Linked DNA regions of Homo sapiens: region 2 is linked to region 1. Evidence: chromatin loops called from intact Hi-C (ENCODE). Cell type or tissue: psoas muscle. All regions are shown on one strand. Links, peaks and the distances in the headings refer to the core of each region. The heading gives the core; the rest is flanking DNA.

What was found. A loop is a pair of places that touch in the nucleus more often than their neighbours do. Peaks named below come from ENCODE experiments on the same cell type or tissue, not always from the same donor. Only the 100,000 strongest peaks of a DNase experiment are listed, where the experiment ranks them.
Region 2: a loop joins it to region 1, with 1.8 times the contacts of the local background. A loop is called at or near these places in 1 of 110 quality-filtered maps.

The regions. Positions count from the first base shown.
Region 1 is chr22:19,386,090-19,394,089 of GRCh38, forward strand. HIRA (histone cell cycle regulator) reads right to left here. Exons shown (of 25, transcript NM_003325.4): 9 at 6,012-6,125; 10 at 2,395-2,465; 11 at 1,622-1,727. Among named protein-coding and RNA genes, the nearest start is that of HIRA, 42 kb to the right of the region's middle. In psoas muscle, for the core only: a CTCF peak has its summit at 4,485; a DNase peak (open chromatin) is centred at 4,772; H3K27ac peaks cover 1,581 bases.
Region 2 is chr22:19,216,545-19,233,225 of GRCh38, forward strand. CLTCL1 (clathrin heavy chain like 1) reads right to left here. Exons shown (of 33, transcript NM_007098.4): 9 at 16,622-16,681; 10 at 15,932-16,054; 11 at 13,294-13,431; 12 at 9,675-9,839; 13 at 8,909-9,089; 14 at 7,347-7,510; 15 at 6,140-6,265; 16 at 5,407-5,549; 17 at 4,833-5,067; 18 at 3,341-3,463. Among named protein-coding and RNA genes, the nearest start is that of SLC25A1, 46 kb to the left of the region's middle. RefSeq lists enhancers at 1,174-1,911, 6,837-7,388. In psoas muscle, for the core only: no CTCF peak of the experiment used is centred there; no DNase peak of the experiment used is centred there.

The DNA of each region.
Region 1 (8,000 bases), core at 1-8,000:
ATCACTCCTAGGACCCAAATGATTTTGGGAATCAGATCCTAGAACAAAAGTCTACTTTCACAGCTCATCTGCAGCCATAAGCCCTGTGGTTGGAAGTCCCCATTGGCCTGCTTAGTGTCTCTAAGAGTATGGGAAGGCCTGGCACAGCAGGGCTGGGGAGCCTCCTTTACTCCCACCCCTCCTAGTATGTCATCATACTCCCCTCCTTCTAGGCCCTCATAGTCTTGTGCCCTAACAAGCTAGACAGGAGCCTCATGAGAGCAGAGATGGTGTCCCCAGCACACTGTAGTGACTGCTGTACATGAAAGTGCATGAGGAACACACTTCCATGGGATGTGCAAATGTCCAATGTGGGATTCTGCTCAAGAACAGGGACTGTGGTTAACAGGACATCTGCTTTACAGCAGAGCATGGGTTGAGAGGCAGCGTTCCAAGAGAGGTGCCTTGGGACCTGCTCCTGCAGGGCTTGAATGTGGCCAGGAACCTCCTTTTCTTGCCATCTTGGCTCCTGCCCTTCTCTCCTGAGTCTATCCCCTGGAATCTCGAAGCAGAATTCAGTGTTTGGCCAGGGTTTCCCTAGTGTTCCTCCAACATGGAGTCCCAGCCTGACTTGGGAAATGGTAAGCAGATGGGTTATTAGGCTCCCAGAGTGACTCCAAGGGAGTGCATAGTGATCCCAGGTACCTGATGACAGTGACAAGGTTGGAGGAGGACCTGAGGCCTCTGAGATACTCATTCCTTCATGGAAAAATGATGGGGTGGCAGGCCCCATTCTAAGTGTAGTCATTAAGGCAGACCTCTCCCCCAAAGGGGTTCACATTTTAGTGGGGAGGTCACACTGTAGGTTAAGAGGAAGCTTCCACCAGCAAATAAGGTCATGAGGAGAGCTGCCAGCCTGCTCTGGGCTTTCACAGAGCTCCCTTCAGACACATACACACAACCCACCAAGTGGGGGCAGGTTTCTAAGCCTCTGGTAGGTGAAGCAGGGCTTTTCTCAAAGCCTGGCAGAAGGGCAGAGAGACCCCATCACCCCAGCAGAGCACAGAGGGGAGGCAGCCTGGCCCAGAGGCAGCAGGCCTTGTTCACTCTTCTGACCTAAGGGTCACATACAGTCTGGGCAAAGAGCCATGCTATTTTCTGAGGCTTAGTTTCCATATCCACGAAATGGATGAGCCTTGCCTTGAAGGGTTTTGTGCAATTTAAATGAAATCATATGTGCAAAACACATTCCCAGAGCCTGGCAGACAATGCGTTCTAAGAAATGACCAATATTACTACCATGAAGGTGAAAGTGACATGAGCAGGGGCCCCTGAGGAGTCACTTCAGCTCTTTCCCAGGGCAAAAACCTCCCAGTGGATGGCCTATTATCAGCTCAAAAAGAGATGCCTAAAATAGTTCTACTCTTAACTCCAGGACTTATTTCTGAAATGGGGACTCGTTTTTTAATTAATCTATTTTGTAAAGAAGGATTACAAGATATAAAAGATGAATACCCCATTACATGTTAAGAAATGACTTGTCTGTGTATCTCACAAGAAGAGGGTGTAGTCAAAGGGGTCTCTCAGAGCTATTGTGGCAATGGCCACAGAGCACCCAGCAGCACAAGAGCCGTCAGCCTACCTTCTCCTCCTCGCTCAGGGGATCGCCAAGCTCATCCTGGGAGAAGTCGAGGAATGCCACAGAGCCGTCCATAGAGCATACCAAGATGCCCAGCCCATTCAGAGTCCTGAAAGACATGGCCATCAGCAGCCTGGTAGCAAGAGCCCCAGGCAGACACATGTGCCGCAGTAGCTGGCCTGTGAGGATGGTGGGCAGTGTTCTAGGGAGATGCTGGAAACTCCTGGTTCCCTTCTGTGGCCTGGTTCCCTTCTTTGGCCTGGGCGGGGGGGGGAGGGGGCGACAATTGTATCCCAAAGGGCCCTGGTGTTCTTTAGCTCTAAGCAGGTGTACAAAATATCTCCTTTACCATATGTTCTGTAAGAATTTTCAATTTTACTTATCTTACTTTTGAAACTATTAAAATAAAAAAAACTTGACAAAGTATACATATAAATCAGGTCACTGAGAAGCAGAAAGTGTGCTTCTGACTTTGGTTCATGCACTGACGGAGTAAAGTGGAACATACTAGGATCACGTCATTCTCCTCGTCTTAGACAAATCCTGAAAAGGCATTTTCCAGTGGCAAATTCTACACAGGCAGGACATTCTCGCAGCAGCAGGTACACCGCTGCCAGTTCCCAAATCACGTGCAAACAGCACTCTTGGTCTGCGCTACTATGACACCTGGGGAGGGGCCACTGGCCACCTGACCCTAGTCACACCCAGAAGGCCTCATGTTCCAATGTGTGGCTTCTCCTTTCTTAACCTATTCCTGTAAGTAGAATCCACCTTACCAGGAAATATCCATGATGGATTTGTCAAACAGTTCATGGATGACCACCAGCGGCCGTTTCAGACATGTGAGCTGGAAGGAAAGACACAGTCAAGGTTAATGAAATTACTGAAATCCCCTTCTGTATTCAGCTCAGTTAACATAACCAACCTAGAAGCCTGGGTCAAAGTGGCTGCTGATATTTAAGGCATCTTCAACTCTATTCAAACTGCAGCTGCAGAGATCCCAAACTGTGGGAACCAAAGCCTGCCAAAAATGTGCATGCTACCTAGAGTGGACCCTGCCTCCAGGGCTTGCTGTGGTCTGACAGGGGAAATAGCTTTATACACAGATAACTAGCAACAGAGAAGGCAGAGTGGGAGTGGGTTTCTGAAGGGCTATGGTCGGAGGAGAGGGACAGCCCCAGGGTGGACCTCTGAGAGGGTCTATGGAGCAGGAGACACGATGCCAAAGCCTAGACAGGGGATGAGGCACCCTGAGAGAGAACACAACACATCTTCCCTGGGCCCAAGGGACTCTGGTACACATTTATCCAAGGCTCATTCTACACTATGTGTAGGTAGTACAGAAATACACACCTGGGCCCTTAATCTGGGCCTAGTTACCGACTATTAATACTTTGATGAATTATTATCTTCTATTTTGTGCAAATATTTATTTTATTCTTCAAAGTAAGAATTTATTTTATTCTTCATAGTTGTGTCTGTTTTTTCATTTAACACACAATAAGTATGTCATTAAATATCCTGTAAAAGTCTCTTCTGGATGACTGCATAGCATGCACTGTGCATATTCTCTATCGAGTCACTCAATTGCTGGCATACACTCTGACTCCACGTTCCCACAACTATGGTAGGCCTTTCCACTTGTGCACAAGTGCCTGGCTACCCTGCTGGCTGGCCCTGAACTGCAGGACAATGGGCAGGGAAGAAACACACTTCCTCACGGGATGGTGGGCTCCCATAGGTGCTGCTGCAGCTTCTGGGAGGCTGTGGGGCTGAGCGTCCCAGTGCAGCCTGAGACTGCTATGTGGGGAAGGAGAAGCTGTGTCTACCCTAGTGGTGGAGAGGGGGCTGAAGTCTGAACGATCTGGAACCCACATTAAGAATCTCGCCTCCACCTTAATTCCACTTCTAGAAAAAGCTGCCTTGTCCCTCCTCTCATAAATGTGCCTACAGACCCCTCAGAAATCTACAGGCCGTGTGACTGCCTAACCTGAGCATTCTAAGAAATATGGGCATCACAGTCAGTGATGTTTTGGTTGCAGCGCCACAAACAGGGCCTCTGGCTGGGAGGAAACAGGGAAGGTCCCCTGAACGGCAATCTGTGGTACTGTGGTTCAGGTTCCAGAATGGGTGTTAAGTGAATACTTGGCCTAAAAAAAAAAAAAAAAATCACAACGCACACAGTAATATATTTCTCTATACCAAACTAATAAATGCAGCCAGAGGATAACCTTCAAACCCAGAACTTCCAACTTGCTCTGCTTATAGGGACACTTTTTTACAAAATGAAAAAAAAAAAAAATTAATGTGTGTGCACTTTGCTTTATCAAACTTTAAATATATTGGCACCTTGATGCTCAGCACCAAGACTGCTCCCTGCACTGCATGCGGAGGTGTCTCTTACCACACAGTCAGGTCACAGCACACCAGCCCCTGGCAGTGAGAAACTTAACCCTTCAGGAGCCCTCACTTAGAAACCGCCACAGTTCTTACCCTTGGGTTCTCACTCGCCAACTACCATTGAGTATATCTGCTGAGAACCTGCTCTGTAGAGGGCACTGAGTTAGGAAGGTGAGGGGAACAATGAAACTGAAGACACATCGGGCTGGGTGTGGTGGCTCACACCTGTAATCCCAGTACTTTGGGAGGCCAAGGCGGGCGGATCACCTGAGGTCAGGAGTTTGTGACCAGCCTGGACAACATGGTGAAACCCCATCTTTACTAAAATTACAAAAAAATTAACCGGGTGTGGTGGCCTGTAATCCCAGCTATTCAGGAGGCTGAGGCAGGAGAATCTCGCTCGAACCCAGGAGGCAGAGGTTGCAGTGACTCAAGAAGCCAAGATTGCACCACTGCACTCCAGCCTGCTGGGCAATAGAGGGAGACTCTGTCTCAAAAAAAAAAAAAAAAAAAAAAAAAAGAAGCTGAAGACATCGCCTCATCTCAGGGGATCCAGCGAGTGAGGAGTACTAGGCTCACAACCTTACCCATCACAGCATCACCCAGGGGTGAAATGGACTAATAGAGGCGTCAGCTTTCTGTGTGTCTTTTTCTGTGGACATAAGCACTTATCTGTCTTGGTTGTATGCCTAGGAGTGGAAGTGCTCTAGGTCATATGCTTAGCTGTGGTAGAAACTGCCAGACAGTTTTCCCAAGTGCTCATGCCAGCGTAAACACCTGTCAGCAACACGTGTCAGCAATGTATCAGTTCCAGCTTATCATGTCCTTGCTGACACTTGGTACTATTTTTTTGTTTTTTTTTTTAATTTTAGAACTCTACTCATAGGTATGTACTCATAAATGAAAACGTACATCCACATAAAGACTTATACAAGAATGTTCATATCAGCTTTAGTCATAATATCTCAAAACTGGAACAATCTTAATGTCCATCAACAGGAGACTGTATAAACAAATTGTGGTGTATTCATACAGTGGAATGCTACACCGAAATTATAAGGAATAAAATACTGTTAAGTGCAGCAACATACACGAATCTCAAAAACACTGTGCCAAGCAAAAGAAATGAAGACACAAAGAAGCAAGTACCACACAATTGCATTTATATGAAGTTCAAGAGCAGGCAAAACTCATCAGTGTAACAGAGGCCATTAGAGTGGTTGCTTTGGTGGTGAGGGAGGTCTTGACTGGGGAGGGACAAAGGGACAAAAAGGAGTGCTCTAGGCAGTGATGACACTGGTGTGTAAACATGTATGACAACTCACCAAACTGTACCTTTCAGGTGAATACACTTTATATAAAGATTTTTCTTTTTCTTTTTTTTTTTTTTTTGAGACGGAGTCTCGCTCTGTTGCCCAGGCTGGAGTGCAGTGGCGCGGTCTCAGCTCACTGCAAGCTCTGCCTCCCAGGTTCACGCCATTCTCCGTCTCAGCCTCCCGAGTAGCTGGGACTACAGGCGCCCACCACCACGCCCAGCTAATTTTTTGTATTTTTAGTAGAGACGGGGTTTCACTGTGTTAGCCAGGATGGTCTCGAACTCCTGACCTTGTGATCCGCCCACCTCGGCCTCCTAAAGTGCTGGGATTACAGGCGTGAGCCACCGCGCCCAGCCATATAAAGATTTTTCTAATAGGAAGCAAGCCCAACATGCTGCTCATGGCATTGACCACTGAGGGTGCTGCCTGAGTCTGGACACAAGAGCTGGTCTAGGTGGGGGTCAAGGTGGCCTCTCCTGGCTGGGCACAGACCCAGTCTTCAGCACTTCCTTCTGGGAGAGCAGGAGAGCCTGTGAGCTTCCAAGGAGGGGCTGACCCCAGGTGCAGAATAGAAATACACTCTTAGCATCACCCAAAGCAGGTCTCTTTCCTCCACTTGCTACTTTACCAACCTACACCTCCCGTCCTGCAACAAAAGCTCAGGATAGCAGGCTCACCCAGACAGAAAGCGAGCGGTCCTTGCTGCCAACAGCACAGCAGCAGTACGGGCAGCTAGGCTTCGCAGAACTCCCATTCTTCTGCTTCTTTTTGAAGATTTTTGGGTTGAATTTCTAAAGCCAAATAACAGATGTTAAAAATAATTAATCAAGCATCAGGCATGTCCCCTGTGCCCAAGTCCCAGCCCACTGAAGGGAGTCTCCCACAGACATTCTCTGAGCCCAGGCACTGAGCATGCATTTCATCTTCCCGACCACCTATGAGGCATCTGGCTGATGATGGAAAGGAAGCTTAGGGAGGTCAGAAAGTATGTGCGGAGGCACCAAATGAGTAAGCTGGGAAATGCAGATTTGAAACTAGAGCTACCAAACTCTCCATTTCTGGAGCTTGCCAAGTAGAAGGGATGCGTAGCTACTGAAACTAGCCTTCTCAATTCCCTCTGGCCAGGCAGGGCCAGCCCTAGGACCTGCAGAAAAGCTGAGCCTGCAAGGGGGCTTCAGAAACAAAGACCTACTCACTCCCTATCTCCTAAGGGAGGCCAAGGGGATGGGCAGGAGGGGTGTGAATCTCTGAATTCCTTATTGCCTCACTGCATTTGTTGTTCAGTCATAACCGTCTAGCAGAGATCTGCTCAGTCAGAGAGTCATTTGTGATCTCCCTGGGCCAGTGACCATGGCAATATCACACAAAGGTGCTTGGTTGGCTGCTTAGTCCAGGGAACTACCCCGAGAGTAACTTGTCTTTGTTTCTGCAAAGGATGAAAGCACTCACTGAGCTCCCAGACACCCTCCTGGATTTAAAGGGGTGGGCGCTCTGGGAATCCCCAACCTAGGACAACTGAGGGCAGAAGAAGGAGGGTTCCTGAAAGCCTGGTGTCAGGTAGCCTAGAGATGTTTTAATTCCAGAGGGCAGGCAGGAATGGCCGGGGTGCACAGAGACTGGAGAAGATGGAACTCAGAGGCGTGTCCCTGGGCTTGCTGTCTCTAACACCAATGAGGCTGCAGGGCCTTAGGAGCTCTGTGAGCCATAGGCAGGCGTCGTGATCTCCCAGAGCTGCTAATAAAGTGGTTGTGAGGACTGCATGGGAGAATCACGTAGAGCACTAACCATGAAGCACTGATTTCCAAAGACTTTAGCAACAAAGCTCTGGTTCAAACAAAACCCTACATGAACTCCAAAACAAAAAAATTTAATAAGTAATATTTTATTCATATAAAATTTGTGTTTTAAGGTACAATATATGATACTTATTATCTTTTTTTATTTTTATTTTTGAGACGGAGTCTCGCTCTGTCGCCCAGGCTGGAGTACGGTGGCGCAATCTCAGCTCACTGCAACCTCCGCCTCCCGGGTTCAAGTGATTCTCTTGCCTCGGCCTCCTGAGTGGCTGGGATTACAGGCGCATGACACCATGCCCAGCTAATTTTTGTATTTTCAGTAGAGACGGGGTTTCATCATGTTGGTCAGGCTGGTCTTGACCTCCTGACCTCATGATCCGCCCACCACAGCCTCCCAAAGTGCTGGGATTACAGGCATGAGCCACCGTGTCCGGCCGATACTTATTATCTATTTAAACACGGGCAAAAGTGAGTCTATTTTCATCAGGGTCTTGGATGATCCTTCACTTTTATCAACCTTAGTCCACCAATCTGTTTATTTTATTTGGCTGCCCAGTGTTGAGAAAATCCTGGTTCTCACAGATTATTCGCAACTACTTAACAGCTTGCCTTGGGCTCTGTCAGGACACTATTTAATTAAAGTCATGGAGAAGCATAAGACGAGTGGCCAGACAACTCTCATGCCTAAGGACTGACAGCAGTTCACGCCTCTGAGCTCTTCACCTGCCGCAGCAAGATCTGGCAGCAGCTCCCAACTCAGTGATCCATGGCATGGCCTTGCACCTGTGGTTGATGCTGCCAGGTGTGGGGACAAGCACAGTGCTTGGTGGGTATACCAGAATTGTACCTGTATTCACTGGAGCCAGGTGA
Region 2 (16,681 bases), core at 5,232-13,231, 160 kb before region 1:
TTGTCTCTTAAAGCCACTAATAGCAAATATGGCTCCACTTCTCTAATGAAGACACCGCAGGGGCTTCCAGCAGCCTCTTACTAGAAGAGAGCACTGCCACTGCTGTGGCACAGTCCACAGCCAGAGCTGTGGAGCCACGTGCCTTCACACCGGATGACACTCAGAACCACAATCTGAAGGAAAGACCAACAAAAGACTGGCTGTGCCACCCCTCCTCCAATTATAGGTGTCTCACATACAAAAACACTTACAAATAGGGTGGAAAGACAGTTTTCCAAAGAGTACATTTCCCATGCAACAGCAGTTTGGAACGCCAGCACTGTTCTCTTTGCACTTTGGACCAGGCACCTTCAGTGACTTCCAGAATCTAATATTTTTGCCAAGTTTCTGGTTCTCCTCAGGGGTGGGCAACAGCCGTGTATCAATGAGAGGGAAGAGACAGCTCTGGACGGTCTTTCATGGCTAACACAGCCCTCTGACCATGAACTTTCACCTAGCAATCTTGAGGGGCCTTAAAGGAACCTAGGGTCAAGGTCAGTCCAGTCCACCTTTCTGCTAGTCTTTGTGAACTCAATGGTACCATAAGATGCAAAAGTTCTACCTCTGTGGAATTTGTAGTAACTACAACAAGGAGGCTGAAGAGTTTGAGAACAGGAGCTCTCCCAGCAGCTAAGGAACCAAAAGGGTATGCCTGAGGGAAAGGGGCACCAGGACACAGCACAAGTCCATCCAAAGGAGAAGGTACACTTCCAACAGTGACATCTAACTGTCAATTCTTGAAAACCTTGGAGGCCGGCCGCGGTGGCTCATGCCTGTAATCCCAGCACTTTGGGAGGCCAAGACGGGCAGATCATGAGGTCAGGAGATCGAGACCATCCTGGCTAACACGGTGAAACCCCAGCTCTACTAAAAATACAAAAAAGTAGCCGGGCGTGGTGGCGGGCGCCTGTAGTCCCAGCTACTCGGGAGGCTGAGGCAGAAGAATGGCGGGAACCCGGAAGGCGGAGCTTGCAGTGAGCCGAGATCGCGCCACTGTACTCCAGCCTGAGTGACAAAGTAAGACTCTGTCTCAAAAAAAAAAAAAAAAAAAAAAAAGAGTTCGAGACCAGCCTGGCTAACATAGTGAAACCCCATCTCTACTAAAAATACAAAAATTAGCCAGGCGTGGCGGCAGGTGCCTGTAATCCCAGCTACTCAGGAGGCTGAGGCAGGAGAATCACTTGAACCTGGGAAGTGGAGGTTGCAGTGAGCCGAGATCACGCCATTGCACTCCAGCCTGGTGAAGAGCAAAACTCTGTCTCAAAAAGAGAAAAAAAAAAAAAAAGAAAGAAAGAAAACCTTGGAGCAACTTAAATAAATACACACAGGTTGTTTTAAGGGCAAAAATAAATTTCTACCATCTGTTTGAGTCAATACAGGATGCCCCACCTAAGGTTGCCTCAGGACACTGCTCTCAGTAAACTTTTCATAATGAGGTTCCACTCCAGACACTAAAAGCAGCCTCCCTCTGTTATTATGCGCTCTGGATTACAGGAGCATTGCAGTTGAATTTCGCACCAGGAGGTGGCTACAGATATCCAATTACAGCAGAGATAATGAAAGACCAGCAGCTCTACCCAGAAACAGGAAGACAAGAGGCCCCCGCTGGCTCCGGTATGGTGCAGTGTTAAAGTGGCCCTTCCCCAGTACCAACATGAAGTCACCTTCAAGGTGTACCAGGTGGCTGGACTATACCTGGAGAAATGTCTGATGTCTGGGAACCTGGATGTAGAACCCTAGTAGAATATTGTGTTGTTTAATATTTTTATTAGATTTGGATGGGTAAGTCCAAAGTTGAAACAGAGATTCAAAACAACATGACCTTCCATAAATCTCAAAGTATTTCAAAATAAAAAGTTTATTTAAAAAAGTAGTGGCACAGGCTTGAGGAAACAGTGGACAGAAAACGAGAGGATGAAATTCAGTAGAGATAAAGGTCAAATCCAGCCCTCAAGCCTTTCGAAAGCACTGGTCCAGCAGGTTGGCAATGTGTATGAGGGAGGTGGGAGTTTTAACTGGTCCTATTCTCAGGGCTGAAGCCACTTGTTGGACGAGGGTTTTGTTCCAACATTGGTCTTGCCCCACCCCTAAACAGTCTGCCTAGCACCTAGGGACAGTGCTGAGGGCAGCAGAGGCACTATCTGCAAATGTCTGTGAGGCTATAACTGGAGAGGAGGCTCTTCCACAGGGCTGTGGGAAGCCCTCCCAGAGGCCGAGGCAGACTCCCACCTGCCAGGCCATACCCAATAATGACCCCTGGCCCCAGCACTCTGCCCAGTCTCCAAGGAGGTGCTGGATAGTCACAGGGGCATAAAGAGCACCTCAACAAAGGGAAGTCAGCTGAGACAACCTTGAAAGCTACTTCACCTCTGTCCACGAGGGCTGAGCTGGGCCCAGCATGCAGGCATGACACCAGGTACTCTCTTCCTGGGCTGCATATCCCTGCTTTGGATCCAAGGGCCAACTCTATGCCCTTGGCCAGTTAACAGTTCCAAGTCAGCTTACCCTGGGGAATCAAGCTATTTTTAGGCAAGCTATTTCTGCAGGGGAGAAGGTTCGTAAGGACTAAGATGTTTTATTTATTTATTTATTTATTTATTTATTTATTTATTTAATTTTTTTGAGACAGAGTCTCACCCAGTTGCCCAGGCTGGAGTGCAGTGGCGTGCAGTCTCGGCTTTCTGCAACCTCCACCTCCTGGGTTCAAGCGATTCTCCTGCTTCAGCCTCCTGAGTAGCTGGGATTACAAGCATGCGCCACACAGTGTGTTTTCGTATTTTTAGTAGAGATGGGGTTTCACTATGTTGGCCAGGCTGGACTTGAACTCCTGACCTCAAGTCATCCACCCGCCTCGGCCTCCCAAAGTGCTAGGATTACAGGCGTGAGCCACCATGCCTGGCCTATTTATTTATTTTTTTGAGATGGAGTCTCTGTCTGTCGCCCAGGCTGGAGTGCAGTGGCACGATGTCGGCTCACTGCAACCTCCACCCCCTGGGTTCAAGCAATTCTCCTGCCTCAGCCTCCCAAGTAGCTGGGATTACAGGCGTGTGCCACCATGTGCGGCTAATTTTTGTATTTTTAGTGGAGATGGGGTTTCACCACGTTGGCCAGGCTGGTCTTGAATTCCTGAGACCTCAAGTGATCCACCCACCTCCGCCTCCCAAATTGCTGGCATTACAGGCGTGAGCCACTGCCCTCAGCCAAGATGTTTTAAATTAAAAATGAAACCAGTCACTTGAGCCACAATGATGATCGGACGGCAAAATGCAGGTGTGCAGACATACCCATCTCTGTGCCTCACCTGGTCAATTAGCTGTCTCCTGGATGGGTTGGTCTCCTCAAGGACGTGAGCCCAGAGCTCCGGATCCTTTCTGCATACCAGGTAGCGGGCCTCGCTTTTGAACAGAGAATTCTCATTGCACACCTGAAATGAGCACACTCATGTGTGTGACACAGCAGCCAACCAGCGGAAGCTGCTTGGGAGGACACACCCCAATTCGTTCCCTGTGTGCCTGATACTGGTTTGGTGGACAGTCAGGGCCCAGGCAAGACGCTATGCTTTGACATGGGATGAGCAGCATCCTACAGGGTTAACGATGGACTCAAACTACCTCAAAATGCCCTTTCCAAGTTTACAACAACTCCCAGGGATGTGCCACATATCTGGCCAGTAGGACTTCCTGCATTCAGGGACATGCTCTGTCTCCCATTCTGTCTGATACAGCCACTAGCCATGGGAGGCTACTGAGCCCTTGAAATGTGGTGCGTGACAGGAACTAAACTGGTAATTTTTAATTTAGTTAAATTTAAGTACTCATATGTAGCTAGCTTTAAACCATCTGTAAAATGTTATCAGAACAGCCTAGAACTGGTATAAAACAGCACAAACACTGCAATGTTTCAAGATCTAAAAACTGTAAACTGTGCTTTCACTGGTAGATCTGGAGACCTTTTTCTGAATGTTATAACAGATCTCCAAAACACCAACAGTCCACTGGAATGTTCTAGCGTGTGCAGCACTTGCTAAATCCTGGTGAGGATCAGATCTGTTGAGTGCCAGATGCCCGGCACAAGGCTGAGCGGCGTGCACACGTGCTTGCGGATGCAGCGCAGTCCGCCTGTGTATCACAGGAAAAGCCCAAGCAGGCTGGTGTGGCACCAACCTCACAGGTGCCCTATTCATGTCTGGATTTTTAGATCAAATGATTAGGTAGGAACAGTTCATACAATTCAACCTAAACATGTAATTATATGTGGATCCAAGCCTGGGCAGATGCAGGCAAAAGACCTGGGCAGATGTCTCAAGGAGAGGCCAGCAAGAGCTCATTGGTCAGGTGATGGGGAAGGGCTTGTGTAGAGGGTTACCCCAAAAAGGGGGCATGAAGTACAAGGGTACTCGGGACATGAGGCACCCAGGGAATTGCAGGCCTCTCCAGGTGGGGTGGCAAGATGGATGGCTGATCAAGTTCGGGAGTTGGGAAAGGTGGCAGTCCACAGAGGAGCTCACGAGTCAGGCCAAGGAGTTCAATTCTGCCCTCAAATTGCCAGGCAATAGTAAGGACTGTAAGCAGAGGGATGATAAGTCAGGTTCAGGACCAACTGGTCTACAGGTACAATGCATACAAATTGCATGAGCAAGTTCCCAAAAGCTGTGAGAATCACAAGGAAATAATCTCATGACCTGCCATCTCCAGGTGCACAGAAAGCCCTGATCAGCTCCCCACAGGCACACCTTTGAAAGCTTCCCTGGGAGCCCAGGGTTACATGGGCAGCTCAGCACATCTGCTACCCACCTTGATGAGCTCAAGGTCACACTGCCCCCGCTCATAGGCAACACAGGCCAGATGGGGGTCTCGCTTCTCACAGTAGCGGCCCACCACGCTGCTGTCATAGTAGGCATTCTCTCTCAGGAAGCACTCGGGGCTGTTGTTGCTGTCGATGTAGATTTTAGCCAGTGCATTGTGAGTGGCAGGCTCCTCACAGCCTTCCTGAATCTGGGACTCCAGCCAGGGAAGCAGCAGCTTGAGCCTTTGAAAGAAGGAAGGTGCTGTAAAGTCTCAAGGCTACCACTGGAAGTCTTGAGGGCAACTCCAGGGCTCTGACAGATGTTTCCTGAAACAAAAAATCTCAGAGTCCATTGACTTCAGGTTGCTCTAGGGACCAAGATGGACCTGGTTTCCAAACTGATTTCTACTGTTAGGTTTTCCCCCAAGGTCTTCACAGTACCAATAGCAAGTAACTCATTGCTACATCTAAGATGTGTACATGAACGACCAGCTATAGAGACAGTCCTGGAGAATTAGACAGAAACAACAACAGACACTAGAATCCAGGGGTAAGAGAAAACACCAAGTAAGGACACCTTACCTATTTCTTTTTTCTACTTCAGCCACCAACTCATCAGTAGAGAACTGTCCTCTCACTGCCATGATTAAGTGTTTAATCACTTCCTCAGAACAATCCACATCAAGCAGCCCTCCAATCACAGCTGGGGTCCGGCTAGGGTTGACCTAGGGTAGTCAAGGTCAAGTAACTTCAGTGTTGCAAACACAAGTTATTGTTAGAAGCCTCCTACGACGTGGACAGTTTGGGCAAAACCCTGAAAGGGCTCCTGTTTAGCACTGCGCTGTGTCCCACCAAAATTCACCTGCTGATGTCCTAACCCCTAGTGGGATTCTACTTGGAAAGAGGGTGTTTAAGAAGGTAATCAATGTCAAGGGTGGGGCCCTAATGTAATGGGACTAGTGTCCTTCTAAGAAGAGGAAGAGACACCAGGAGTGCACATGCACAGAGGAAAGGCCCTGTGAGGGCACAGCCAGGAGGCTGTCTGCAAGCGTGGGAGACAGCCTTCACCAGAAACCAGCCCTGCCGACACCCTGATCATGGACTTCCAGCTTCCAAAACTGTGAGAAATAAATGTGTGTTGTTTCAGCTGCCTGGACTGTGGTCTTCTACTCTGGCAGTCTGAGCACACGAACCCACCACCCTTCAAAATGATAGTCTCTGAAATGTCAGGTGTTACAGGCAGCCTCTGAGGGGAAGACTGCCACTGACTGGGGCCCAGAGGCAGCCGGGTGTCACTCCAGGGAGCCAGCAGTACCTTCTGCACGTAGATCTCAATGTACCTCTGCAGGTTGTTGCGGTATAAATATAGGACAAGGTCATGGACAAAGCCAAAACGATCACACACGATGATGAGGGGAAGCTGGTCTGTGAGCTTGGCCTCCTGAGGATTAGAATGCACAGAACAAGTCAGGGAGTGGAGAAACCAGACAGCCAGACCTCGGACTCATTGCACACATGGGACGGCTCTGTCTCTGCAGCAGAGTGACACACAGGAGACTCAGAATGAGACTGCTCTAAATAGGCTGTCGTTTTGTGGTATGGCATTTGCTTTGGGAAATAAGTGAGAGAAAGATATTAGTATTTGGTTAAAGACTGCTACATTTGGCATTAACATTCCAAATCTGGACAAAAATATCTTTTAAGACAAGCAGCTCATTATGTGCAAACCCAACAGAAACCAGGCCATTCTCAAGAACAGCACACCTGCGGTAAGGGCTGCCTTTTCAGACACGCAGCCGCAGGCCATGGAAACACACCCGGCCACCATTCCCAGATGATGATGGCACTTGGGTAGGACAGCCACAGGCCACCACAATCATGCCTCCCCTCATGTGGTCCCGTGCCTAGATCACATTTTGAAGTTTTAAGTGTGGCCACATGACCTCATTTCCTCCAATGGAACGTGAATCCAAGTGTCATCTGCCACTTGCAGGCCTCGCCCATAAAAACCACCTATGCTGGTTCCTCTGTGCTCTTCCCTTCCTCTAGCTGACTGGGAAGACGACATCCAGGTGAGGTGCTGAACACGGCAAAGCAGCCATGAAGCTGGTCCTTGAAGTACAGTGGGAAGGAAAGTCACCCCACTGACCTCCAGCCTACCCTGGACTGCCACATAAGGAAGTAGGCTTCCTGTTCTTTATGACACTAGTGCTGAGTGGTCTACTTGTTTCTGCAGCTTTGCCTGCCTAATTGACAATGGCACTAATGGGATGTTGATGAATTACAATGCAGCAATAAGTGCCAGATACTTAGAGCACAGCCTCAAGCTGCTTTCCACACTCTTAAAACGATAGAAGGGTTACTTTAGAACTTTAAGCCATAAAGTGGAGCTCTGTCCCTGGGACTAAGGGGTCCCTGGCGAGACAGATCCAGCTTCCTGCCCCTGGGACGTCCTGCGGATGGTCTGCCCCACCTGCCATCAGCAAGGGCAGCTCATGGAAGGAGGCAGCACTGGAACACACCTTCAGGAAGTTCTTCACACGCTCTGGGTTGTAGCAGCTGCTCTCTCGGCATATCCTCTCCACCTCCTTGATCTGCCCTGTCTTACAGGCAGCCTGAATGTATTTCAGATGCACATCTGGGTCTTGGCTGAAGTTCACGATTGAGCCCAGGAAGTAGAAGAGGCCTATGAAGAGAGACCATTCCATTTTTGTCCTTGTAACACCTGCCTGTCTCCTCCGTAGCTGCTGCCCACCTTCCCTCGATGACCCTGCTCCACTCTCCAGGGACCCACAGCACACTCAGAACTCATAATCAATATGCCATTTGTCTGTTTTGGCAGCTCCCAAAAATAGCTAGTCGGATTTCCATTATATTTGGCAGGTATACCTGGCATGTTTTGATGTAAAATACTAGATATTTGGTACAAGTGAAATTCCTTTTGTGGGCCCAGGTATACCTAGATAGTCGTCATCAAGAGTAATTCCCACTGAGGTAATCTGAAATGGTGGTGGGACTGCTTCTCTAAAAAGACACATCAAGGGACAGAGAAATAAGCCATGGCCTCCAGGAGGAGGCCTGCAACTCAACACAGAGCTGACAGTGACATGGGCACCACATGCTGAGCCCCAGGGTGAGCCCCAGAGGACAGCATTCACAGAGGCTAATGATGTTCCTCATCATTACAGAGGCCAGCCAGGAGGCACCAGTAACAACAGGGTACGACACATCTGAGAAGGCCCCTCCCTGTCGAGGTCTTTCACTGTAACTGTGAGACCCTGATGCTAGGAAGGGAATGGGCAGCCCCTGGGCTGACGGTTCTCCACCAACCTACTCTACTGCCCTCTCCCAGCCCAGCTCCACTCAATCGTCTGCCATGGTCTTTCCTACAGGGGTGTCTTCTAAAGAGAAGGCCAGTTCCCTGAGGACAGGGTCATGTCCCACCCTCCACCGATGCCCCAACCTCACTGGACACATGGCAGTGGCTTGATGCCTAGACAAATGCTTAGTCTCTATCCTGGGTGGGCCAGACAGCCCCCATCTGTCCCTAACAAAGCCACTCCCATCCCAACTGCCCTAGAACACTTTTTTGGTGTGATGTCCAAGAAGGGGAAAGGAAGACAACCAGGTTACCTTGTCAGCCCCCCACAATCAACTGGGTAGCAGACACCACAAAGCAATGCACCCTCTATCGTGGGCTCTCATTTAGGAGAGGCCCAAAGAGCCTCCCTCCTGGGGCTGTAAAGACCAGACATCAGGCCCTTTCACTGTACCCACGACACAGGCTTTTAGATGAATTCTTGCCAGACTGTGCTGCGTAGACACACCGGGCTCCATAAGTTTCTCCATCCCATCACCAACCAACCTGATTTCTTCCTTTGGAAATACCAAAAAGGTTACTGAAGCTGAGGGTGCACATGAGATGGCAGTAGCATTCTGCCACCGACTGAGCACCCAAGGCAGCCAGTGCTGCATCCTGCCTGGCTTTGCAGGAAGGCCGTCTTAAGGCGGGCAGGTAGGCAGCAACACCTGAGAAAGGAGGTGTAGTCACATGGTGGGGTCGGCGAGAGGCTGCATGGTTTACCTTTGTAACTCTTGAAGGATTCAAAGAGCTCCACCAGGGCCTGCGTGCCCAGCTGCTCGTGGTACTTAGAGGCCACCTGCACACACAGCTGAAGGTTCTGTCTGATGTTAGCAGACAGCATGGCATGCAGACACTCCACAGAATCCTCCACCGATAAGGAGCCAAAGAAATTGACAAGCCACTGGGAACAAGGAAGAGTCTGTCCACAACGATGCACCACTCTAAAGATTGCTAACACTTGGAAAATAACTAGGTCATTCTCCTGTTCCCCTGAGTGTCAAAAATACAGAGAATTTCCACATAAAGGGGTTGAAAAGCAACTATCCATCACGGGAAAAAGTAGGAGCAAGGAGTAAAGCTGGGAAAAGACACTGATCTAAACTGTTCACCTGGAATATTCCACAGATGATGCTAAAACTTATTCCATAAATTGGAACACAATAGCTAGTTTAGCTTTGCTAATGGTTTCAGACAGTCCTATTAGGTTGTCAATGTTAAAAGGTGACCAGTATACTCCTGCTATTAGACTAAGTCAAAGGTGGATATCAGAAAGAAAGGTGCTACAGGGCCCAGACATGCTGCTGAGCAGATAAACTTTGTGCGTGGGCTGAATTAGAACTGCTTTTGGTAGTAAAGTATGGTAGGTTAGGGCAGTGACAGGCTCAGGCCACAGTTCCACAATCACCAACAGGTGAACACTGGGGAGCATGTGACATTAATTGCATAGACAACAGCCATAATAGGAGTGCCCAGGGGTACACAGTACCTCGGGATTGAGGAGGTGAGTGTGGACCACAGCCCTCTTGATGTCATAGAGGTCGGTGTAGTGCTCCAGTGCTTGCTGCAGGAGGCCTGCCTTCTCACAGAGCTGGGCAATGTGGGCCCGGTCGTAATGAGTAAACATTTTATTTCCAAGGATGGCATCTGCAACCTATGAAACAGGGAGTTCGGTGAGAAGCCCTGATCAATGGCAATAACTTTTTAAGACCAGCTGCTCAATCTTGCCCCAGGGTAGGGTATAGCCTGGCAACCAGAACTCACAGGCCCCTGTCCACATCCATACCTCTGTGGTGGCAGCAGTGCTTGTGGGTCCCAAATCCCTGGCTGTCCTTCAAGCCATCTTAGGCCCTTTGCACAAGGCTTCATTCTCCCATGTTGCAGCTGGGCCAAGCCCATGTGGTCACAGAGTTGGGCCTGTGAGAAAGGCTGAGGCTCCATAAAGCCCTATTACTGGGATGAGTCCAAGTCACTGTTGCAGCTTTTAAGCAATCACATTCTTTTTTTCCTTTTTTTTTCTTTTTTTGAGACAGAGTCTCACTCCATCACTCAGGCTGGAATGCAGTGGCACAATCTCAGCTCACTGCAACCTCCATCTCCCAGGTTCAAGCGATTCTCATGTCTCAGCCTCCCAAGTAGCTGGGATTACAGACGCACACCAACATGCCTGGCTTATTTTTGTATTTTTAGTAGAGACAGAGTTTCGTCATGTTGGCCAGGCTGGTCTCGAACTCCTGACCTCAAATGATCTGCCCACCTTGGCCTCCTAAAGTGCTGAGATTATAGCCGTGAGCCACCGTGCCCAGCCAGCAATCACATTCTTATAGGGTTTCTATGGCAAGATCAATGTGAGGGCTCAAGTCTACCGATTCTCCTTGAATGAGCTCAAGCCTTAGATTAGCAATGACCAGAAGGAGACCTGAACAAAACAAATCCCATTTGTGCTTACTAGACTTCTCTACTAGGCTAAATACAGAACTAGGAGTTGGGGATTGCATTTAAAAAACAATGAACACTCCTGGAAACAATTTTGATGAGGCATAAAATCTTTTTTTTTTTTTTTTTTTTGAGACAGGGTCTCACTCTGTTGCCCAGGCGAATGGAGTGCAGTGGTGCAATCTCGGCTCACTGCTGCTTTGACCTCCCAGGCTCAAGCAATCCTCCCACTTCAGCCTCCCAAGCAGCTGGGATTACAGGCACATGCCACCACACCTGGCTACTTTTTTTTTTTTTTTTTTTTGAGATGGAGTCTCGCTCTGTTGCCAGGCTGCAATGCAGTGGCATGACCCCACCCTGCTCACTGCAACCTCCGTCTCACGGGTTCAAGTGATTCTCCTGCCTCAGCCTCCCAAGTAGCTGGGACTACAGGCATGCGCCACCACACCCAGCTAATTTTTGTATTTTTAGTAAAGACAGGGTTTCACCATGTTGGCCAGGCTGGTCTCGATCTCTTGACCATGTGATCCACCCGCCTTGGCCTCCCAAAGTGCTGGGATTACAGGTGTGAGCCACCGCACCTGGCCCACCTGGCTAATTTTTATATTTTTTTGTAGAGATGGGGTTTGGCCGTGTTGTCCATGCTGGTCTCAAACTCCTGGGCTCTGCTCACCTTGGCCTCCAAAAATGCTGGGGTTATAGGCGCGAGCCACTGCACCCAGCCACTAAATATTCTCTTGAAGTAAGTAATTTTTGGGCTAAGACTGGATAGGTCAACACAGCAGCCTTGCAGCATGGCTGAGTGAGTGCTCCCTCAGTATCTAATGATGGTCTTGACAAGCTACACTCCTGGGTGCCTTCCCCTGCCACCTGGCACACTCTTTCTTATTCCTTCTAGGATCTGCATCACCAACCAGGTATGGCCACAGAGTGACCACAGCCACTGTCACACACCAGACCACTTCAGAGTGATGCACAGAGTTGACGATCAAACACAGTACTAAGAGTAGGGCTTTAGAACATCTAGCACTTACCTGAGTCTCCTATCCTTTGTTTCCTTCAGGTTTATCTTTACTTCTTGTTTTCAAACATTTTCTCCTCATAGCAACAGTGTATTTTATAGAATGTAGAAACCATCACGCAGTCCTACTGCCCAGAGAAGACTGCCAGCGTCCTGGGGCACTAAGCCAGAGCCTGCTGGCACCTCACCCAACTACTTGTTTCTCCTTTAGGGTCTGGGCATTCCTTAGGGTCTGTCTGCCAAGTTTCTGAGTGACGCTTGGTGTGTTTCAAATCTCATTCACCAGAAACGGTTACATACACTCACAAAGTCATGAGAGTCCAGTAGACCCCAAGCAGCAAATTAACAGTACTTTTATTTCCTAGAGTTGGAATATGACCCACTTCTTAGCAGCTAACTTGTAGATTTGAATAAATTGAGGTAACAGAACAATATACTTAATATGTTGTTTCCTAATTATAAAAACAGTAAGTGATTATTAAAGAAAAATCAGAAGAGATAAGTAAAGAACAAAGTGAACTTGTACAATCTTATCCACTTAGTACCGTGGTGAACAGCTTGATATAAACTCCTCTAAATCCCTTTCTTGTATATATATCTAAATTTAACCCAAAATAGCACAGACATGTGATTTGATTATACCTGCTCCCACAAGTTTCAGGCCAACAAATGATGCCTCACCACAGTGAGATACCACTGCACGCCCATTAAGATGGTGATTACTATTATTATTATTTTAGACAGGGAAGATGTGTTGGCAAGGATATACAGAAATTGGAACAGCTGAGCATTGCTGGGAAGAATATAAAATGGTACAGCCTCCTGGAATACAGTATGGTGGTTCCTCAAAAAGGTAAACATAGAATTACTGTAGGACATGATCCAGCAAGTCCACTTCTGGATATATGCCCAAAAGAATTAAAGCAGGGTCTCAAATAAATCTTTGTACACCCATGTTAACAGCAGCATTATTCACAATAGCCTAAAGGTAGAAGCAACCCAAATGTTCATCAATGGATGAATGGATAAACACATGTCATATATACACATGGTGGACTATTACTCAGTTTCAAAAATGAAGGTGTTTCTAACACATGCTACAACATGGATGAACCTTGAAAATAATATGCTAAGTGAAAAAAGCCAGGTAAAAGGACAAATATTTTGTGGTTCCATGTATATGAAATATCTTGAAAAGCCAAATTAATAGAGACAGATTAGAATGGCAGTTGTCAGGGGCTGGGAAATGAGGAGTCACTGCTTAACAGTTACATAGTTACTCTGGGATAATAAAAGTTCTGGAACTATGTAGTGGTAATGGCTGCATAGCATTGTGAATGTTCTTAATGCCACTGTATCAGACACTTAAAAGTTGTTAAAATGGTAAATTTGGTTATGTATATTTTACCACAATGAAAAAAAGAAGAAAGGAAGAAATGCTGCCCTAATTAGAACTGTTTCCATGAAAGTCCTGTATCATGATTTCTGGAAAATCCTTTTAAGGAAAGTCATGGAGAATGTCCACTGAGAAGTACAAGATAAACATCTGGCACAAGCCCAGCCCAGTCCAAAGCCACTGTGCTCAAGTCTGCAAACCCAGAGAGGTGCCACAGGTGCTCTGCCTCTCGGTGTTAGCCTACAAGTCACTGACCTGGGGTGCATGAACAAGGTTCATCTCCAACAGCCATGTCTGCAGGAGTCCCTCAGCTGGGCGATTATTCTTCAAGGCATCCAATAAGAAGGAAGTACACTGCTGAATTAAACTGTTTTCCATGAAAATGTCCACAATCTGAAACATATCCAAGCCACATTTTCACTCAGTATGTTTTCATTCAGTGTTTCATTTTCCTATTGAAATAGTTCCTGAAATATTATCTCATTTAGAAATTCAGCAATTAGTTCCCTCCCTTGGTTTTTTTTTTTTTTTTGAGATGGAGTCTCGCTCTGTCACCCAGGCTAGACTGCAAAGGCACAATCTCAGCTCACTCCAATCTCTGCCCTCCACCTCCTGGGTTCAAGCGATTCTCCTGCCTCAGCTTCCCAAGTGGCTGAGACTACAGGCACCCGTCACCACACCCAGCTAATTTTTCTATTTTTAGTAGAGACACGGTTTCACCATGTTGGTCAGGCTGGTCTCGAACTCCCGACTTCAGGTGATCCGCCCGCCTCGGCCTCCCAAAGTGCTGAGACTACAGGCATAAGCCACTGCGCCCGGCCCCTTTCCATTTTCTTCTGTCATCGCAATTCACATACAGCCAGGTGTGGTGGCATGTGCCTATAGTCCCAGCTACTCAGGAGGCTGAGGTGGATGCATTCCTTGAGCCCAGGAGTTGAGACCACTGTGGGTAATGCAGTGACCTCATCTCAACAACAACAACACAATTCACGTAATTTATGGTCATTAATTTATTAATAATCTTGCAAAATCATATCACCTACATCATACTTATCAGTGAGGTATTTTACTGAAGTATATGAAAGGGAGTAACTTTTATAACATATGAACCCCCAAGCAGTAATCATACATTACTTAATCACATCCTAGAGGCAGCTGTGATGCTTAACTTTAGGTGTCAGCTTGACTGGATTAAGGAACACATAGAGAACAGGTAAAGCATTCCTTCTGGGTGTGTTTGTGAGGGCATTCCCAGAGGAGACTGGCATGTGAGTTGGGGGAACAAGTAGAATGATCCACTCTCAATGTCGGGGAACACCATCTAATCGGCTGGGGGCACAAAAAAGGAAAGAATAGATTTCTTCTCTCTTTCTCCTGGAGCTGGGACATTCTCCACCTCCTACCTTTGGACATCAGAACTCCAGGCTCCCCAGCCTTTGGACTCCAGGACTTACACCAAAGGCCCCCCAGGGTTCTCAGGCCATTGGCCTCAGACTGAGAGTTACGCCTTCAGCTTCCCTGGTTCTGAGGCTTTCAAACTTAGATTGAGCCACGCTACCAGAATCCAAGGTCTCCTCTAGCTTGCAGACAGTCTATCACAGGACTTCTCAGCCTCCATAATCACGAGCCAATTCTCCTAATAAACTCCCTCTCATATATCTGAGATAGGGTCTCACTCTATTGCCTAGGCTGAAGCAGTGACAAGGTCACCACTCACTGCAGCCTCAACCTTCAGGGCTCAAGCGATCCTCCCATCTCAGCCTCCTGAGTAGCTGGGACCACAGGTGTGCACCACCATGCCTGGCTAACTTTTAAAAAATTGTTTGTAGAGATGGGGGTCTCACTATGTTGCCCAGGCTCCCTTTCATATAGCTATAGCTACGCTATTGATTCTGTCTCTCTGCAGCATCTTGACTAACAAAGCAGCTGATACTTGATATCTAACTCATATATATCATTATATTATTGGGGCACAACTGGGAAAATGCAAATATTTACTTAGACAATTATTAAAGTTAAATTGATGTTAATTTAAATAATTAATATGCCTTAGTAAGATGTGAAATACAGGAATAAATTTAATAATTGTTTTTGAAGGACAGCTTTACAGGAAAATAAAAAAGAACTTATTAACTGTGGAACTTCTCATAAAGTATGAGAAGTTTATATTTTGAACAACTTTAAAATATGAACTGTAAACAAGATGTGAACTGGAAATTTCTTTCCTATTGAAAGCTAAGTAAATTTGTCTCAAATCTCTTATTCATGTTCTCCAAAATATCTGCAGATTCCCAGATGTACAAACACATACAACTGCACTTATTATTTCTAAACAGTTGTTGGTTCTGATGCCTTGCTTCAAGCTTTGTTACACATCTATATATCATCAAAGCTCCTTGTACCAATTTACTGAAAGTGACTTGTCATGTGTTTACATCTAAATTTTAAGTAGGTTACACTAAAAAACAGGCTGATGCTCACGTAATCCAGGTCAGTCAGACACCCACAGGATGAACATCTGGGGGACGCAACAGCACTAGCTCCTGGTGCTCAGGCCAATGGTCAGGGAGAGACAATGATGTAGTAACTGGGGTGGGCCACGGGATGGAGGGCTGGAACCTAAATGACATCCTCACACCCTACACCATCACCACCCAAAGACACAAACCCAAACAAACATTCTCTAAAGTACTTCAAAACAAAGGAAGCAATGAGTACTCACATAGTAAAGACTAGAAGACAAACTCCCCAAGTACACTAGATTTTTTAAAACTGCAAGATTAATAGCAGATGAAGAAAAGCATTGAGACAAGTTAACAGGAAACGAATCAAAGAAATCTTCTAGATGGCTCTAAAAAGCCACAAAAAGTTGTCCAAAACTGCCTACGCTCACCTGGCTAATGTTGGCCAGCGGCTCCTCGTCCTGCACTAGCATTCGAGAAAACTGCAGGCCCTGTTCCGGACTGATCTTCATTACACCCCTCAGCAGAAAGATCCAGTCTGGGGTGTACCCAACCTAGAAGCAAGGGAGCACCAATCAGGAAAATCAATGAAAAACCCTGGGCATTAGAAAAGGAAGTTATCCATCCTTTGTTTTAAACTCGTGTTAACAAAGAAATGAGCAGCAACATTATCATGTGTAGGTACCACCTTCTGCCAAACACAATATCCAATTAAATGAATTGATTTAATGTACATGGAAGGCACAATTAACTATACAAAGAGCCCAGACCACAAAGAAGTTTCCTGATCTGTGTGCAAACACAGCCTGCCAGTAAGCACACAGGGATAAGATCTGGGAGTCTGCCAAAATATCAAATTAACATACAGAAGGAAGAGAGGGAGAGAAAAAACAAGATAAAGCTCCCAAATAAAACGAAGATGGAAGGACTGGAAAACTAAGGATAATAAAAAGCTGAAGAGAATAAAATATGATCATTATGAATAAAGATCCTAACAGCAACATTGCCAACTCTCACACCAGAGGACTTACAAAGAAGGGTATTTTATAAACTTTAAAATCAGCAACCACTCAACCACACGTGAGTAATCTGTGAGATGCCAGTGGTTCAACACACGTTACCTTTTTGGCATAGAGCACAATTTTCTGGAATTGGCCTGTTTCTGCAAAACACTGGATCAC